Regions from separate parts of the Homo sapiens genome. Here region 1 is linked to region 2. Evidence: read pairs that join two places in POLR2A ChIA-PET (ENCODE). Cell type or tissue: MCF 10A. All regions are shown on one strand. Each heading gives the region's core, and the rest is flanking DNA. Links, peaks and the distances in the headings are about the cores only.

Region 1 (9,553 bases), core at 1,638-6,637, 170 kb before region 2:
CAGAGAGGGAGAAAACAGGCAGGTTATTTGGAGATAGTAAGGATTTGAGGTAAATTAGCCTGTGAAAGCCTACTGGGTTCCAGGTACTATTTTAAAAGTTTATTATGTGAGCTATCTCATCTTACCAGGCACCGTTTTACAGGTGGGGCAACTAAGGCTGAGAAAGGCTTCAGAGTCTGCCCGAGGGCCCTTACCATGAGTAACTGGGGGGGATAGGAGAGAACCCCCACAGCAAGTCCTCCCCCCAGACCATGCTGTCTCCCAGCTCACAGAGGGCTAAAAAGTGTTCTTCCAAGAGAGGCAGGCCTGCCTTTGGGGACAGTTTTACTACCTTTCCCTCAAGTCTGACAGTCAGGTGACCATAATATAAATTATGTATTTCAAAACATATCCTATGCCACAGTCCACAGGGAGAGAAGATGCTTAAAGTAAACCCAAGAACAAAACCAAGCAGGTGTCTTGCATCTCATTAGTCATGGAAATTCATCAGTAGTGCTTAAGTTCCCAATAAAAACATGGCTTGCTTCGCTGAAAAACGTGAGGCCAGCAGGCTCAGCATAAAGACAAGCCAGTAGGAGCTTTGGAAAGACAGGCACTTCCTGTAAAGAAATACAAAATGCTCTAGATTTTTACAAGCCTATCCTTAAGCCTTCTCCAGAAGTTAGATTTCCAGGTTTTAGTCAACGCCACTTCAACAATTTCTGAGCACACATTGCTCTTGAGACAGAGGTGCGGTGAGCTGAGGGGCATCCCTGCCCTTACATAGGCTTCTGGTCATTAGAAGCAGAATGACTACAGCTGTGAGAACTAGGAAGCGGGCCCGGATCTGCCAGAAGAGTTGGGAGAGAAGCTGGGATGAGAGGAAGGCAGGCTGAGAATAACTGCGAGAGGCCCTGCAGCTGCGTCTCCCAGGATGAGGGGAGTGGGCACAGGAGCAGGTGGGTGTGCGCCAGGGACACGAGTAGTCTGGATAATCACAGAAGAGTTTCTGTAGATGTGCCGGAATGAGGCTGGATATCTTCTAAGGTGGATTTAGACTCCAAGAAATGGGAAGTGACTGAAAGTTCTTAATACATTTTATTTATTTACTTATTTTGAAACGGTCTAGCTCTGTTGCCCAGGCCAGAGTGCAGCCAATCACAGCTCACTGCTGCCTCTACCTTCTGGGCTCAAGGGAGCCTCCTGCCTCAGCCTCTCGAATAGAGTAGTGGGGATTACAACCATGCACCACCACGCCCGGCTATTCTTTTCTATTTTTAGTAGAGACAGGGTCTCCTTATGTTGCCCGGGCTGGTCTTGAACTTCTGGGCTCAGGCAATCCTTCCACCTCAGCCTCCTTAAGTACTGGGTAATTATAGGCATGAGCCACCACGCCTGGCCACTGACGTATTTTAGAGATGTGTCGCTTACAGAATCTACAAGTCACCAATTTTAAGGCATACCATTTAAGTAAGCCATATAGGCTGCTGACAACGCTATGGGCACACCATTGACTAAGTCAACCGCTGATTTCAGAGACGTTAAACTGTGAAAGAGCATATCTTGGACAATGAAACAAGTTCCTTATGGAGGCATGAGGGGTTGGCGATGGGAGACAGCCTAGTGGCCGACTGACTTATCAAGAGGCTCTGAAACCTGGTGAAGTGAGGGCTGGCAAGGGAGGAGGTGAGAAGAGGATGTGAAAGGTCTTAGAAGTTTAGGATAAATAAGATTTAATAACTTGTCACATAAGATGGAAAGGAAGAATTCAGAGAGTGCTCTGCCATTCCTCTCTGGTTACTCGAAACTGCTATCTATTCAGATAATAATTACATTTCCTCTCACAGGTGAGGAGACTCAGGAGCAAAAGATTAAGTAACTTGCCTAGTTGAGGGCAGGACCTTGAGTTTCCATAGGCTAGATTCTCAGCAGAAGCACTGTGACTGCCTTAGTGCCTGCAGCAAAATCGCACACCTGGATGTGCTAGTTCCCACAGCAGACTCTGATGCGTGCCCCCCAGAGTTTAATGTTCATCCAGTCCCTCGTGATGGTCCAACCACACAACATGCAGATCTGTCTTTCAGCAGAGGACTAATTAGGACTTTGACTTACGCACACTTCAGCAATTCAGCAATACATATAGGAAGTCTTAGAAATGCTCGATCCATTTGAAAGAAAAATCCCACTTGAGGAATTCATTCCAAAAGTGTCAAAAAGACACAAAACAAACAAGCCTCCCCACCCAACAAAAAAACACACACCAAACACCAGAGACACTCAGAACTGGTATTCCATACAGAGTAAGTCAAAGTGGAGGATTGGAAAACTACTGTCCAAGAATGAGAATGAGTAACAGTTAACTATGGTAATACCAATTGGCTGAAAGTTTTAAAGGACCATATTATACTTCAACAAAAGTTTACTTAAAAAGCCAAAAGAGAAAGTCACATAGCATGTAATAAGCAAGTTTTAATGTGAAGGGGGGAAAAGGGCAGAATATTAAAATTATAAAGTTATGTCTTAAGAAAAAGGATGAGGGAACCCCGAAAAATGAAGTTTGAATAAATTATGACTATAGCCATCCCTGTTTAATTAGGAGTTGTACATTAAAATATTTTAGTTAAAGAGCTGGCTCAGCCAAAGATCTGTCCTAAGAAGCTAAAGACACGGACCCATCCTGGCACATCTTCCCAAAGAAATATGAAAATGCAGACCAAGAATTGGTCCCATTCTCAATGATTTTGTGCTGTTATGTCATTATAAAGAGGCTGGGTACCATAGCAACACCACAGGGTGTGTCCAAAGTACTTCCTAAGATTAACAGACTTGTTCTGTTGGCTGCCAGGGCAAAACACAGTGTCCAAAAGAGGACAAGAGTAAACCCACCGGCCGGACAGGGGCTGTAAAGCCAGCCAGGCCTGGGGTCAACATTCCCTCTACTACCTGCCCCCAATCCCCCAATTACATAGCTATATGATCCTGGGCAAATTTCTTAGAACACTAAGAATCTGTTTAGTTTTTTATAAATTGAGAAGAAACACCTACAGCACTGGACTGCTCTAAGGCTTAACTGTGACATACAAAGCACCTTGAATGGTGCCTGGACACTAGAGCAGACTGCTACTGGGTGTGAATTATGCTAATGTCTCTGGACACCACTGGCAGCTGTCCAACACGGTCACAAGGCAGCCTGTCAAGAACATGGACACTGGAAAGAGCATCTGGATGTAAACCTAGGCCCTGACCTTTCTCTAGTGTTGTGCTGGACAAGCAACTTGACCTTGATGGACACTGACGTTCTTGTCTGTAAGAACAAGTTATATAAACACCAACTTTACAGTGGTGATGATTAAATGAGAAAAGGAGTATGAAAATACTACGAAATGCTAGCTATTACTACTTGGAACATTACAGGGGTTTGTTAAAATGTAGAATCCACCAGCCAGGCAGAGAGTTGGGGTACCCCTAATCCATGGCAGTCCGGGCTCAAGTATCTCTCTCCATATGCATGGGCCTTGCCACACACCTAAGCCTCAGCTCTTGCCAGGCTTGTTTCTGATTTACCCTTTTACAACTCATCCTTCCTTTCCCCAGATTTAGTCCACATTCCTGGCAGCTGATTCACCCAGAGCACCTCTTACAGGCTGCAGTGAAGTAACATCTATTGTACTGTAACCATCTCTTCCATTAGACTGGGCACTCACGGTGGAATGAAATCAAGTCTCTGGGTTCCCCACAGTATACCACATGCACACCTAGGTGGTCGATAAGAGGGTGAAATAAATCAAGATAAAAGTCATGCGCTGGAGAGGTGTAAAAAGAGAAAGAACACAGAAAGTAGTAGTAGGGTATGCAGAATATGCAAGTTAAAGACAACTAGGTCAGGATCCAGAATTTAGAAGTCACTAAGGAGGGTTCCTAGCCCTACAGATACCAGCAAAGGCCACATTTGAGGTGAATATGAGCAGACTACAAGTTCTACTTAGGAAGCACCCCTCGAGAGTTTATACTATAAAAAGCCTTACCCAACGCAACCCCAATTAACCAAAGCTCTCAATTAAGGAAGGGCTGCTTCTGTCTCCTGGGGCTGGTACCTAAAATCCCCAATGCACATAAAAAGTAGTCGGTCAGGAGCAAGAAGTCTGTGTGGTTGCCCCAAGTCATTCAAGAGTAGAGCAGAGAGCAGGTGGGGTCCCTGGCAGCTGAGACACACAGAAGGAACCAACAGAAATCAGCAGTGCCACAAGCACTGATCAATATACAACTAAAAACAAAGAGGAGCCATTAGTTTCTTTCTTTTTTTTTGGAGACAGTCTTGCTCTGTCGCCCAGGCTGGAGTGCACTGATGCGATCTCAGCTCACTGCAGCCTCTGCCTCCCGGGTTCAAGTGATTCTCCTGCTTCAGCCTCTTGAGTAGCTGGGATTACAGGCGCCCGCCACCACGCCCAGCTGATTTTTTGTATTTTTAGTAGAGACAGGGTTTCACCACTTTGGCCAGGCTGGTCTCCACCTCCTGACCTGAGGTGATCCGTCCACCTCGGCCTCCCAAAGTGTTGGGATTACAGGTGTGAGCCACCGCACACGGCCTGAGCCATTAGTTTCTGAGTAAAATATGATTATGCCCATTTTACAACCAAGAAAAACAGAAGAACCTAGAACTTAAGCTACCTGTCCCAGCAGTACCCCACAGCAGTTAAGAAAGCATACTCAAGTTTGAATGTCTGGCCTTGAATCCTGACTTGGTTACTTGCTTAGCTGTTTTACATTGGGCAATTTCACTAACCTTGGTACCTCAGTTGCCTCACCTATAAAATGAAGATAATCACGGTACTGACTTCACCTGATACATAGCAACCTGCAAGTTTCAGCTCTTATTTACAGGGTGAAACTGGGATTAAAACCTTCTGACTCTGAGTCTAGCATTTTATTGTATTGTGTTAACTTATATTTCCCCAATGCCAGCCAGCTCTCTGCCTCTTGACCTGGCGGCTCTCTAAACTCTGAGACCCAAGCCACAGAAGAGGATTCAGAGTTGCTTTTCTAAGGGCTGGGGAGGGAACGGCCTTGCTCTGCTCTGAAGGTTCCCTAGGCACTCGACAAGTTGGGGAAGTTTGCAGGCTGACAACCCATCTATTGCTAAGACCCTGGTCTATCCTATACTATTATAGTTCCTCCCTCAGCTTCTTCCTTCCCCTGCTTCCCCAATGCCCCTAACTAAACTCCCAGACAACTGTACTATTTTCTAAGATGCTACCACTTGTGACCCTGCATTATGTTCATGTGGGCATGCGTCCTCTGCATGCCTCGTGGAGAAAAACTCTGCATGGCCTCTTATAGTAGCCTGGCTCAAAGCCACTTGGTGTGCAGGCAAGATTACTTTCCAAGGCCTCGGTTCCCAGCCACCTAAAGGCATCGACATCAAACAATTGGTAAAGAACAATTAGTGTCTTATCAAGTTGAGTGTAAGCTAGGCTCCCGGCTCTCCCAAACTTCTAACTATTCTGTTATATGAGTCTTGAGAGTTTGTCCTGGATTAGTGTCTGTGAGTGTGTCCTCACTTGCTATTTGTCAGAAGAATCAGTGTGTGCCTTAGACAAAGCAACAGAATTTCTGACTGACAGTGACTCAGGCTTGCCTGCTGTCTAAGTGGCAGTAATCTTGAACTTTGTTTTAGGCACATTCAGGACAGGCATTCTCGCAATGGAAAACAAGGGGATAAAAGCAAACTGTTGATGCCTTCACCCCCCCAACCTTTATGTGAGAAGTATTTCAAAGTTAAAAACATAGGCACCAACCCTTCAACCAAATAATTTACAGGATTGTAAATGTGGTTTTAAAAAGCCTGGGAGGCTGGTTTGAGTGCTATCACTAACTCATTGTGGATAAAAGTTTTGTCCCTTTTCTGGGCTTCAGTTTCCTTCCTTGTGAAACAGGCAGCCAGGTCACACATCTAAGACCTCTTTCTATTCCTCCGAAGCTTCTGCTGTCTTAATGCCTCTGGGTAGGACGTGTTTGGTCTGTGCACAGAATGGAAGGAGACAATGCATTTAAGGCTATCAAACAAAATGGGGTAAGACCAAGAACAGCATTTCAAGACATTTCTCTTTTCGATACTGGATTATTTTACTGGCCAAATAGTGAAACGGACTCCCTTTGTCTCTTCGCCTATCCACAGTCCTAGGCACCCTACTTTCAAGCCCACCTTCTCCCTAACTCCTGATTCTCTTTCCTCTTAATTCTTGTGCAAAGCCCTTGCTTATGAGTTGACTGGTCATTTCCTCCAGTGATCTTGAATAGCATTTAAATCTTCTTCCAGTTCTCAAACTTTTCAAATGTAAGTTCCATTGGGGCAAGGGGTGGTGTGTTTTGCTTTGCTTTTTTTCTTTCCCTTCAAATACCACAGTAGGGACTCAGCATTAGGTTTAGTTGAGACTTCAAGGCAGATTCACACTTTTTGGCCTGTTCAAAATCATTCTGAGTTTTAGGAGGCAGGGCCAAGGGTGACTGTAAAGGACTTTTCTATTTAATGAGAGAGCTGAACCAGGTTATCTCTACGATTCCTTCCAGCTTTAACATTACTGGGTGGTATTTGCATGCTGTAAACCCAAGGCCCCAGGACAGATCAAGACCCCTAAATTTTGGAATCCAGAATAAGCAAAGTTTAACCTGGAGTAATTTTGGTATCTGTTCTCTATTTTAAGAAGCAAAAATGATTACCTATTTACTACTTGAAAAATCCACACATTGCAAGTCAGCTTGAATGTCATTTTCATAAGCAGAAACAACACATATTTTCTTCACTGCTCTGTCTCTGAGCCCTGAACACCGTAGAGGTTCAAATATTTTAAAGACTCCAAACAACTGAAAGGGACCAATCCAATCCAGTGTACGGCCTAAAGCAAAAGATTTCATTTTTCTAGGTCCCAGTTTTAGTTCACAAAGGGAGGATGAAAACACCAGTGTTTCTGTCAACTTGGTGTGCCTGACAACACAGAAAACAAGGTGTGTTCTATGATGAAACAAGTTTGGGAAACTTGAGCAAGAACAATGTGAATCTTGAAGGGGGTGAGGGTAGAAGAGTACAGAACATGGTGTGAACTTATATAAGGCAGTGAATTCCTCCCTATGTGGAGCACTTGCTGACATTAACAGTTTGCACAGTGACCCTATGTACCTAATGTCATAGGTACATACCCACTATCTTACAATAAAGGAATGCTCCTCACAGGGTTCAAACAATTTGCTCCATGTTTTGTGCAGTCAGTCCTGGGATGAGCCAGAGGGTCTAACCCCAAAGTCCATGGTACTAACCACTATGCTATGCTGCCATGGGGTCACTTTGGAATTTTGACAAATTCTTCAGGTGAGGAAAGTCCACATAGTATTTATATGTTGAGAGAGTAAGCAAGAGCTTCAAGCTGAGGTTGAAGGTTCGAGACTGGCGTCAATGAACTGAGGACACAAGGAATAAACATTCGGCAAGGCAAATTCCTACATCCCAAGGCAATCCTGTAGTAGGAAGTCCAGACCATTCATTGGCAGTAAAGGAGAAGACTAAGAGAAGTCTGAGAATAGAAAGACTTCAAAGTAAGTGATGCGCTCCTAGAATATAGGTAAGATAAACGAATCCCCTAGGGAGTCTTTTTTTTTTTTTTTTGAGACAGGGTCTTGCTCAGTCGCCCAGGTTATAGTGCCATTGCATGATAATGGCTCACTGTAGCCTCAACCTCCCAGGCTCAACTGATCCTCCTGCCTCTGCCTCTCAAGTAGCTGGGACTATAAGCCTGTGCCATCAGGTCCGGCTATTTTTTTTTCTATTTTTTGTGGAGACCAGGGTCTCACTTTGTTGCCCAGGCTGTTCCCAAACTCCTGGGCTCAAGCCATCCTCCCACCTCAGCCTCCCAAAGTGCTGGGATTACAGTCGTGAGCCATTGTGCCCTGCTGGAAGTCTTTTCAAAACAAAAACACTCACCCTGGGGAGAGGGTAGGCTTCTCAGAATGGATGGGGCACGGATGGACTTTATAAAGTTAGACATCTAATTAAAGGACTCTAGGTGATACTGATTCATGTTTCCAACTCCACTGTCAAACAACTGACTTGCAATGGGACAAAGCGTTCTCTTGGGAAAGACTTGGGGGATCTTTAAGTTGTGCAAAAGTAACAAGATTTTGGGAAACCACCCCCTCCAAACTCACCCCAAATCCTACCCACTCTTAAAAAAGTTCATCCTCAGGGTGCAGAGAACAGCATTACGCCTTCGAAAGGATCCAGGCCTCGAATCAAGACAGATCTGGGATCCCCGTCACTTAAGCTCTGAGAAATGTAAGGAAACCAGGAGTACAGTCTAACTTCCCTTTCAAGCGGATTAACCCTGATCAAGTTATTTGTTCACTTCTAAGCCTTAGTTTATTTATAGAAAAAGGATAGAATTTACTTTTGAAGTTATTACCTAAAAATTACTTCAGCACTGAGACCACAGCTGGGACTCGGATTAGTAAACTTTCTTCCCCTGGATCCTCCTGCCTCGGAAAGTCTCCTCAAACTTTCTACCGCCTCTCTCCTCTCCAAGCAGACACTTAGCTACTGGTAGTATGAAAAAGGCTTGTGAGTACTGAGTAGTTAGGATGAATACATTCCCTAACTGCAGTTAAAACCCGGAAACTAAGATAATTAGTTCCTCCAGGACTGCAAGACCTCTTGCCTCAATGTACCCCATTTTCCTTTTAAGTAAAACCACTTCCCAGCCAGCCTCTGAGGTTAAGAAAAAGATTAAGAATGTAAAACGGAGGGAAAAGATGCCGGATGCTTTGTTATGTGACAGCTCTCAGGCCACCTGTGAGGGTTGTCAGCCTGCACCCCTCAGAGGACCAAGCCAGAAGACAGTCAGTTTGCTCGGCTGCCTGGGATGAAGGGCCGGGGGCCTCAGAGGAAAAGGCAGACGAGGAAGCCACAGGAGTTTGGGGGTTGGAGCTGGAGGGTGTCAGGAAACTTGGAACCAGACAGGGAGAGGGTGTGGGTGGGTCCAGTCAAGTTTTTTCTTTTTGTTTGTTTTGGGAGGGAAAGAGAGAGGCCCTCGGGGGTGAGGAGGCTCCGCAGTTCTGCTACTAACTGAACCCGACCCCTCCTCCACTCCCCCAACCGATCTTAAAAATAGAAGACGTTTAATAACCATAGCTCGCAATTCTTGAGCACTTATTAAGTTAATGGTTAGCACTTAAACGAGCTCTTGTTATGGAAACACCAGCCAACTTTAGGCCCAGGGACTGATCTTAGGACCTGAGAAGAGAGGGCCGAATGCCTGGGCCCAGGAAAGGAGGGTGTGTCAGGGCACAGGGTGACAGGGACCAGGTCTGAGGCCTAGGAAGGCCAGGAACAGTGTGGGCCAAGCCGTCCGGAGAGCAGGGGGTCCAGGCCCTGCGTGGGTGGAAAGGCCCGCGGTGCTCCTACCTTTCAGCGAGGTCTCCACCAGGCGCAGGTAAAGCTGCGAGCTCTTGTTGCCGTGACTCATGCGCTGGGCTAACCCATTGCGCTGCAGGACGCACTCCTCAAACTGCACGACGTTCTGGTGGCGCC
Region 2 (9,553 bases), core at 2,219-7,218:
TCAGCTACTTTTACAGCCTGAGCCAGAAATCCCTTGGGCATCCCAAGGCCAGGAGTCATGAACATTAGCGTCTCAACTCTAAGAGTTATAGTGAAGACTGAATAAATAGGGCTTGCGACATCTGCTTGCCCTGGGCCCGGTCAGGCCCTCACACCCGACTGGAAGGGTGGGGGTTAAAGGGTAACTGGGTCACACCCTCTGGCCAACCTTCTGGGACAGAGGGGGAATCAGCCCGAGCTTCACAGCTGCACCATCCCCCTGGCTGTCTTCAATTTATTCCAGTTTGATCCCAGTAGGGTTTGAGAGCAGAAATGGAAGATTTCTTCTTCAAGGATCAGCTCAGAAAGCCGGGATGGGGGCGGTCACTAAAGGGGTAGGATAGACGGCCAGGGCCACTATCCCTACCCTCTGTGTGTTCCTAAAGTGCTTATGAGAGGTGGTGGGGAGGGGTGTCATCTTCACTATCCCCACTTTACGGATGAGCAGACTGAGGCATTGGGTCTCGATAAGACTGCACTGTCAAGAGGCAGCCCTCAGCAGCCCTGGGCAGGCTGGACTTACCACAGCGGGGTCACAGAAGGCTGCACTACCAGCCGCGTGGCTCAGCTGAGAACATGGCCAAGTCAGTCCCAGCCAGAAGGCTGTGTCTCCAGGGAGTGGCTGACCTGATCCTTCTTGCCCATTCTTGGGGTTCTGGGACTTGGAGGAACTCAAGTCTTCGCTGTAAGAAAATCCCTCCAGGACAACAAACTGTTAAACCTCAGACTTCACAAGACCCAACCATGGACTTCAACACATGACAGACAGCCAAGATCACGTTGCTGTTGTTTTAAGAAAAAAAACAAAACAAAACACCACAGATCAAGTTTTCTAACACCTCAGTTTCAAGATTGCACGTTTCACATTTCTCAGTAATTTACAGGCGTCCACAGCGAGATGTTGCTTAGTGCTAGCTGGAGGGGCAAGCTCAGGTCTAGAAGGGAGAGATGGGTCCGGGTGGAGCAACACAGTTGGGCCCCAGGGAGTCTTGGAGGGACCCAAGGAAGCAGAGGGTTTTGTCTCCAGTCCTTTGGGAGGGGTCCTCTCCTCCTCCAGGACTCATGGCTCTTTAGCCTAGGGATGGGGGAGGCCAGGACTGTTGGCAGCAACCTCACCAAGCCTGGATATGGGTTCCAGAGTTTTTTTCCAGCTTTTCCATGGAAGGGGCAGTTTGATCTAAAGGGGAAATCTTCCCCACTCTAGCCCCAGTTGGGTGGTGGTGGTAGTGGTGGTGGTGGTGGTGGTGGTGGTGGTGGAGGTGGTGGAGGTCAGGGGAGGTGGGATTTTCTCCTCCCCACCCTGGAAGATCAGGCTTCGGAGCATCGGGGAGGCAGTCGAGGGTCTTCAAAACCCACATGGTGATGGACGGAGGCACAAGAGTTCTTGGACCCCAGGCAGTTCTGGCCACTTCCCAGGTTGGTTCCCTGGCTGGTTTGGCAACGTCAGCCTCCAGGTATGTGGCAATGTGGGGGGAGGGGGCCGTGGCTGCCCAGGAAGTGCTGGAGAGCCAAGGAGGGGTGGGGAGAGAAGAGCCACCCTGGCCCCTGGGTCCCAGAGCCTGCACCGCCCCAGCCCTCCGGGAACTGGGTTGGCTGTGCTCATCACGGCGGCTCCCTGTGGGACAAGAAAGCGCGTAGAGATGGGTGCTAGAGCAAACCACGGTCCCATTCACTTCCTCGGGACCTGGACGCTGGCGTACTCTGAGAAGGACGGCTCAGGCTTGGGGGCCGGCTGCTTGGGGGTCCGGTTGAGGTGGACCATGTCCAGGTCAGCATAGGTGAGGGTGTCCTCCGACGCGGGCTGCGGGCTGGTCTGAATGCTGGCATACTCCGTGTGGTTGTTGGGCTCCGCAGCCTGGGGAGCAGGCTTCTTCCCCTTGGGCAGGTTCAGGTCTGCATATGTGATATCATTTGTGTCCTGGATTTAAGATACCCAAAGAGAAAGTCATGAGAAGGTCATTCTATAGCCCCTGGCCCACTCACTCAAACTGAATACCAAGTCTGGATGCTTCTGTGTCCTCTCGGCCCACACTGGCTCAGCCATAAGTCATGTTCCCCTCATCTCTTGCCAACGTTACTTGCCTCCAGCCTTGCCCCTTCCCATCTGCCCTCCTCCTCACCCTGCCTGAAGGGTCTTTCTGACCCGCACAGTGCAGTCTCCTCACAGCCCCGCCTCAGTGTCACCTCCTCCCGTTCCTGCCTCCTCCTAGCCTGAACCACCTGCAGTCTTCACCCATTTCTCATGTTCATCCCTCGAGGGTGTCTGTCCTGCTTCTCCTTGTAACAAATCCCAATCCACCATGTAAATTTCAGATGAAGCATGGCTCATACTAAGACCCTCCCTGGCTCTCCCCTCTCCTGGCAGGGTCCATGTTCCTTCTTTGTGCTTCCTCAGCCCATGTTTGTTTTCCATCACAGGGCCCGCTACCCAGGACCATGTCTGTTTGGGGGCCTGAGGAGGTGCTGCTGATGGTGGTACGTGTGGGGACATTCATTAATGTATGCGTTTATTCCACAAATATTCACTGGGCATTTGTTATGATTCAGAAACCAAGGCTGGCACATAAGAAGTCTGATCCATATTGAATGAATATATGAGTGGATGGCAATAATTTCACCTTCACTCAGGGCAAAGCTGGGGACAGGGAGACAGAGAACAGGGGCAGTATAAGAACGAGATCGCCAGTTAGTGAAGCGGGAAACGTTCTGGAGTCAGAAAGCCTGGGTTTGAATCCTGGTTCTAGCTCAGGGATTTTGAGCAATTCACTTAACCTCTCTGGGCCTCAGTTTCTCCATCTGTAAAGAGGGGATGATAATAGTGTCTACTGCCAGGGTTGCTGTGAGGATGGAATGAGATTATCCAGGTAAAGCGTTTAGAACAGAGCCTGGTACCTATTGAGCATCTGTCTTCAATAAATGTTCGCAATCATTAACCACTTAGCAAACTTGGATACCTCCCATGTGCTAATCCTATCAACCTGCCACTGCCGCCTCAAAAGCGCCCATCATGAATGATAAACTTTGCTCCCTCTGTGACTGGCCCCTGCGTGATAGAACAGAATAAAGCTACCACCAACCGGCACACCTCCTAGTTGGTGCACGGTAATGGCTGATTTCAGTTCTCAGGGCTTACAAGCAGCACACAATCACATAGATCACCCCATCCACTCTTACCACAACCCTGCTTGGGAAGGATTATCTATTCCACTTTACGGCTGAAGACACTGAGACCAAGGGAGGTTCAATAAAGTGGACAAAGTTGTCCGGCTGGCAAAGAACCAAAGTGTGTTGGACTCTACGACTGTGCTCTTAGCACACAGCTCCTCTGTCCTGAGCCCTGCGTGCTCTCATTTGCTTCTGTCTGGGAAATCCGTGTTGACAGCGTGCAACTCCCTCCCTGGCCAGGGCTGGCACCTGGCACTGGAATCGCAGGCACTCTGCCAGCTGGGCTGTGACTGTCTGGCTCACTGTCCAGTGCGTGGCACACAGTGGGTGCCCAGTAAGTCTCTGCTGTGAATTTCGTAGAGGTTTCCATGACCCATTCTTCTCACCATCATTTTTTTCCCCCAGAAGATTCCAGGAGGAAGTCCAGAAGTAAAATGATGGGGGAGAAGATCTCCCTCGCTCATGACTGGAAATTGTTTTTTCTTAATTACAACTCGAGCTCATGTCCGGGGCTGCGGGGGGACCCCATGGGTCACAAGGGCAGGGCCAAGGCATTTTGGTCTACAAATGCTGCGCCTTTCACCAGCCCGACTCCTTCAACAGATTACATCTAAAAAGATGACAACTGCCTTGGAAATGTCAAGGACAGCTGGCGCGCTCTCGTTCCGGGTTCAGAGCAGGGCCTGTCTTGTTACAAGATGCTGAGCAGCCCTCTGCCTTCAAGGTCTGACAGCATCAGCCGGTGATAAGCAGGGCTAGGTTTCTCAGAAACCGTGTTGCTGCAAAATCATCTCAGCAATGCTGACCAGAAACCTCCAGCTTGAGTGAGTGTGCCCTTGTGTGAGGTAATTAATGACATGGGGTCTTTCCATCAGCAAAGGTGGGAGAGGCCCTGGCAGGCTGGGCTTTGCAGTTCCAGCATAGAAAAGCCTGGCTGTGAGGAGCGGGCAGTGAGCTGGGAGTGGCGCTCCTGGTAGAGGGATGGGCCTGGGCAAATGTAGAGAGATGGGAAGGCACGATCCACACTAAGGGAGCTGCAGCCTGACTCCAGGGCACCATTTTCATAGGACGGATTGTGAATGGTGCCCCTGGGGAGTTGTGCAATGGGTCGCACTGAGTCATGAGGCTGCAACAGCCACTCTTGGCTGCAGTAGAGAGAAGGAATATGCACAGGACATGGGGAAAGCTAGGAGTGTAAGATCCTCCACCCTCCACCCCACAAGGAGTCTTAATTTAGAACCAGATCTGCAATTCCGGTTGATGTGAAGCAACCACGCCACGGAGTTTCCCAGGAAGGGCATCTCACCAAGGACTGTACCTGTGTTATTTCTCTGGCATTCTTCTCGGGCTCATGCAACCTAAAAAGGAAAGAGACACACAGATAAAAATACCCTCACTATCTCAAGTGCTCATGCAAACTGATAAGAATAACATTTAGGCTCCATTTTCTATATGGGTTGAGGACATGAACGAAGGACTCATAACAGAAATACAACTGCATATCAAATGTTTGGACAAAGGGGTCAATCTCACTAAAAAGGAATTCTAAGCAATGCACTATCATTTTTTTAACCTACTCTATTGGCAAGGATCTTTAAAAATTATAATACTTGGTGCTGGGGAAGCTATGGTGAAATGAACTGGAGCTTTCATACGTCACTGGTGGGAGAGGCAAACCAGTACAATCCTTTTGGGAAGCAGCTGGCAAAATCAAGAGCTTGGAAGATGTCCTCATCCTTTGACTCATAATTGCACTTTTTTTTGGGGGAATTCAAAATATAGAAAAAGCTTTCAACACAAAGGCATTTGTCAAGGGCTGGATGGGGGAGGAGGTTTATGTCTTAGGGCTCTGCCAATTGGGACTGGTTAGGGAAATTAGGATAAATCCACAGATAAAGATTTAAAAGGTTTATGAGGAGGTTTTTTTTTTAAGTTAAAATTGCTTACATTAAAATGATAAGTGAAAAAGGAAAATTCTCTGTAGGATTATCTCAATTATGAAAAATGTGTGGATAACACTGGAAGGAAACATAGCAAAATGCAAACTGCAGTGGTCTTTGCATGGTATTTTTTTTCTCCTTTTTAGTTTCCCATATTCTCCAAATGTTCTGTATTATAAACATCTATGTATCATCATTAAAGAAAGAAAAGAAAAAGACCAAGATGTCCAAGTTAATCAAAGAAGTTGTTCGTGCACTTGCTTCTGTAATTGGAGGTCATGACTTGACTCACTGGAGGGTCACGGTCAAGGTGATGAGCAAACCAGAGCCACTGGCTTGGCAGAAGTTGTGTAAATTCTCAAGCCGGCAACCCCGGGGATGTTAGCATGGATAATGTCAGAAATGAGCAGTGGGGCTTGGCAGCAGGGTTATTAATGGATTTGGCATGAGTGCTTGGCTCTGAAAGCAGTTCTGAGACATGACAAGCCCCACGTGGCCACAGAAAGAACCCTCCAGGAGCAGGGGCACGTCTGCTGGGGAAGATCACGCAGATCTGTCCCCACACTACTGGCCTCCAGCCCTCCTGGAGCTTCCCACTGGCTGGCTGGTTCAAGTCCAACTCATCGCCCTGCTCAGAGTCCCACGTGGTCTGACGTGCTGCCTCCAGGCTAATTCACTGCCCTGCCCTCATGTACCCACTCATCTGCCCACCAGATATTTCGGGGGGGGGGTGGCATTTGATGTTATGTACTTCATGCTTCAATAGCAGCCTCGAAGGACCCCTTTGATCATTTTTCCTCTTGGCTAACTTTCCTGTTTCCTTCAAGACTCAACTATGGTGTCACCTTGTGATGGCTCTGCTGACAGTGCTGCGCTGGCTGGGCTGCCCCTCCATGACAATCTCAGATCTCCTGTCTATCTGCATATCTGGTTTCTATTGCTGTCTGCCTGCCTGCCTGCCATGCTTCCTCACCACATGTGCTCAAAAACAGTGACTTGGAATGAATGCCAGTCAGGCTGCCCCAGGGCCTTTGCATGCTCCATGCTGCTGCCTCTTAATCTGCTTTAATCCTTTTCTTCCTTCAGATGCTATTTTTAAACAGCCTTTTCTTGGGGAAATATTCACTGAACCCCCAAACTCCATTCTCAAAACATTGGGTTCTTCTCTTTCAAAGCAATTTCAGACAATAACCAATTATCATTTTCCCCATATCTGTGTCTCCCCTGGATTTTCCTATTTCAGTGAATAGCTCTACCATCGGTCATCCTGTGCTCAGGCTGGAGAAGTGGGAGTCAGTCCTGATTCTTCTCTCTCTTCCTTTACAGCTCTCATCTAATCCAACCTAGGGCTCGTCGGCTCCACCTCCAAAATATCCATCAAAGCCAGCCACCCCATCCTCTCCACCATCCGAACTCCCCTGATTCCTGAAGAACCTCCTCCTTGATCTCCCCACCTCTATTCCTGCTTCCCTGCCCTCCATTCTCCCTATCTGAAATGCATAAGTGATGTCATGTTACTTTTCTGCTCAGAATGCTCAACCCCTCTATAACCACTCCAAGGTGGTCAAGTGACACCAGCTCCAAGGCTCAGCTCGGCCAACTGCTCTAGGCTCCATCCCTCTCCTGCCTCTGCTCTGCTCCAGCTCCTCTGGCCTCCTCTGCGTTCTGTGCATGCATCTGACTGCTCCCGTCTCAGGGTCTTGGCACTGGCTGTTCCCTTTGATTGGTGCAGTCTTGTCCCAGATATTCCCTTGGCTGGAACCTCCTCATCCTTCAGTGATCTTCTAAATGTCACCTTGCAGACAAGCCCTCCCTGCTCGCCCCAGACCCCACCTCCTTGATCTGCTCTATCCCATACCTGGCTTCATTTTATCTAGTCAGCAGCTGCACCACATCCCTTATTAACTTTCCAGCTTGTCTGGTAACCTGTCTCCTCAGCGGACACTGAGCTTCACACAGGGAGGAACTGGGCCAGTCTCATTCACTGCTGAAGCCCCAGCACCAAGAACTGGGCTGGCACATCGTCAGCAGTCCATATGTATTTGCTGAATGAATGAATGAATGAATGAATGAATGAATCTTTCTCACTGGCTCTTAAGTGCCATGAGACCAGGGGTGGGCCTTTTCTGCTCCCCTTTGCAACCCTCTGCTCAAGGCTTGGCACTGAGTTAGGCTCAGTCCCGACGAATAAATGAAAGACTCAGGGAAGCCCTAAATATTCCAAGAATAAATGCAGTGAATGTCTGACAAGTGAATAAATGGCTGATCGAATGATCAGTGCCCCATTAAGGGAGCAGAGACACATTTTTCTCTCATCTGAGCTGGGGAAGATTACAGACAATATTCTGTCTGTACATTCCTAACCCAGGGAGTTAGAGAGAGCCAATCCCTCCACCAGCCCTGCAACCTGAAGAACCCCTTGAGCTCAAAGTGGCAGCCTCCCCGCTTGCAGCCTCCCTGAGGTGCTCAGCTGTTACTCACACCAACGTCCTCTGGAAAATGTCTGATCCCAGCAAGCCAAAGCCGAAGCTGGCTGCTACATGGGAAACCACCATTAGCACTCACTAGCTATTGCTTTGGTTTAGAGAGATGAAAGGGAGCAAGTGATCTCATGGCTCCCTTGGTAGGCTCACGCTGGAAAAATAAAAAACAGGCAGAAAACGGTTGGTTTCTCTGGGGAAGAAGAAATAGACAGCAAGAAGCATGGGAACAGTGATGAAGGCACTAGCTTTAGTACAAGAGATGTCGAGGCTGAAGTCATCATTCCGGTGCTTCCTAGCCGCAGGACCTCGGGAATGTCACGACTTCTCTGAGCCTCAATTTCCTCAACCATAGGATAGGGAATAAGAACCTTCTAGAACAGGGGTTCCCAAAGTGTGGCTGGGGAACAACAGCATCAGCACCACCTGAGAACTTGTGGAAATAGAGATTCTCAATCAGGGACTTTGGGGGTGGGGCCCAGTAATCTGTGTTTTAACAAGTCCTTTGGGGATTCTGTAGCACACTCAAGTTTGAAAAACACTGTTCTATGAACTTGGGACAGTGATAAATCATAGGGTTCCTGCAAGAATTAAAATCACAAGTGGGTTAATACACATAAAGGCATAGATAGTGCCAGGAGCACAGTAAGTGCTCAATAAATGGTAGCTGCTATTGCTGTTACTATTATCGACAATGTCCTATTCTTCCAGAAACTCATTGTCTAATCGGGGAGGTAAGACAAGTAAAAAATAATGACAACAGGGCCGGGCGCAGTGGCTTACGCCTGTAATTCCAGCACTTTGGGAGGCCGAGGCAGGTGGATTACCTGAGGTCGGGAGTTCAAGACCAGCCTGACCAACAAGGAGAAACCCCATCTCTACTAAAAATACAAAATTAGCCGGGGGTGGTGGCGCATGCCTGTAATCCCAGCTACTCAGGAGGCTGAGGCAGGAGAATCATCTGAACCTAGGAAGCGGAGGTTGTGGTGAGCCAAGATCGCACCACTGCACTCCAGCATGGGCAACAAGAGCAAAACTCCGTCTCAAAAATAAAAAATAAAAAAATAACAACAAAAAAAACAAAAAAGAGAGATCCTCCTAGATGGGGCTGTGTAGCCACTGGGAAGCAGCATTTTAGGGATTCAGAGAAGGCAGAGTGGGACGTGCTACAGTGGTTTAGGATGGTATGCACTGATCCATTCATTCATTCGTTTGTTCACTTGTTCAGTCAGTAAACCTTTACTAAGCACCTATCCCATTCCAGGCATGGTGCCAAGTTTAGCAGCTATTTGCAGTGAACCTCAGGGACATTGGCCCTGGCCTTGAGGGGTGGGTTATGAAATGGGACAGGTGCAGAGACACCTTGAACACACCAGGGTGTCCACGCTGCGGCACCAGGAGGGTTCACAGGAAGCCCTCCGACCCTGGAGGATGTCGTGCCCTTGCTGATCTCAGGAGAAGCAGGAGGTGAGCAGGTGACAGGAGGGGTCCCACTCTAGCTACCACATTGCATAACTCCAGGGGGTGCCATTCACAGAGCCCACTGTGCCTGCCACCCCTGGAGCTGGGGGACCCTGGGTAGTGCATGAGCAGGGGCAGGGAGCACACCCCAGCAGTGAGGGCAGTGTGCAAGGGGGAGGAGGGCAGACTGTGGGAGGAGGGAAGGGGGGAGCACAGTGTGGTTGAGCCGTGAAATGTGAGGACAGGGGGTGGCTAGAAGTGAAACTGTTCAAGGCAACTGGACCACAAGGGGCCCAGGAGCCTCAGGGGGGCATCTGGACTTTATCTGGAGGGACAGGTAGAGCCACTGAAGGTTTTTTGGCAAAGGATATAAACGAGTCTTGCCCTTGGAAGAGTGACCTAGGTGTGGGAGTGTGACAGGCACAAGCATGACAAAAGGAAAACACATGTGCCCAGAAGGCAGTGAAGA

What was found. Peaks named below come from ENCODE experiments on the same cell type or tissue, not always from the same donor. Only the 100,000 strongest peaks of a DNase experiment are listed, where the experiment ranks them.
Region 1: POLR2A ChIA-PET joins it to region 2 with 5 read pairs; 3 of 35 experiments call an interaction of 5 or more read pairs at or near these places.

Annotation. Positions count from the first base shown.
Region 1 is chr20:2,103,240-2,112,792 of GRCh38, reverse strand. It overlaps STK35 (serine/threonine kinase 35), which reads right to left. Exons shown (of 4, transcript NM_080836.4): 2 at 9,428-9,553. Among named protein-coding and RNA genes, the nearest start is that of STK35, 6.2 kb to the right of the region's middle. RefSeq lists a silencer at 9,551-9,553 and an enhancer at 9,237-9,553. In MCF 10A, for the core only: no CTCF peak of the experiment used is centred there; a DNase peak (open chromatin) is centred at 3,582.
Region 2 is chr20:1,929,723-1,939,275 of GRCh38, reverse strand. It overlaps SIRPA (signal regulatory protein alpha), which reads right to left. Exons shown (of 8, transcript NM_001040023.2): 7 at 4,522-4,561; 8 at 1-1,956. The coding sequence ends at 1,708. Among named protein-coding and RNA genes, the nearest start is that of PDYN-AS1, 13 kb to the left of the region's middle. RefSeq lists enhancers at 1,101-1,653, 1,654-2,208. In MCF 10A, for the core only: no CTCF peak of the experiment used is centred there; DNase peaks (open chromatin) are centred at 3,425, 4,335, 4,945 and 5,605.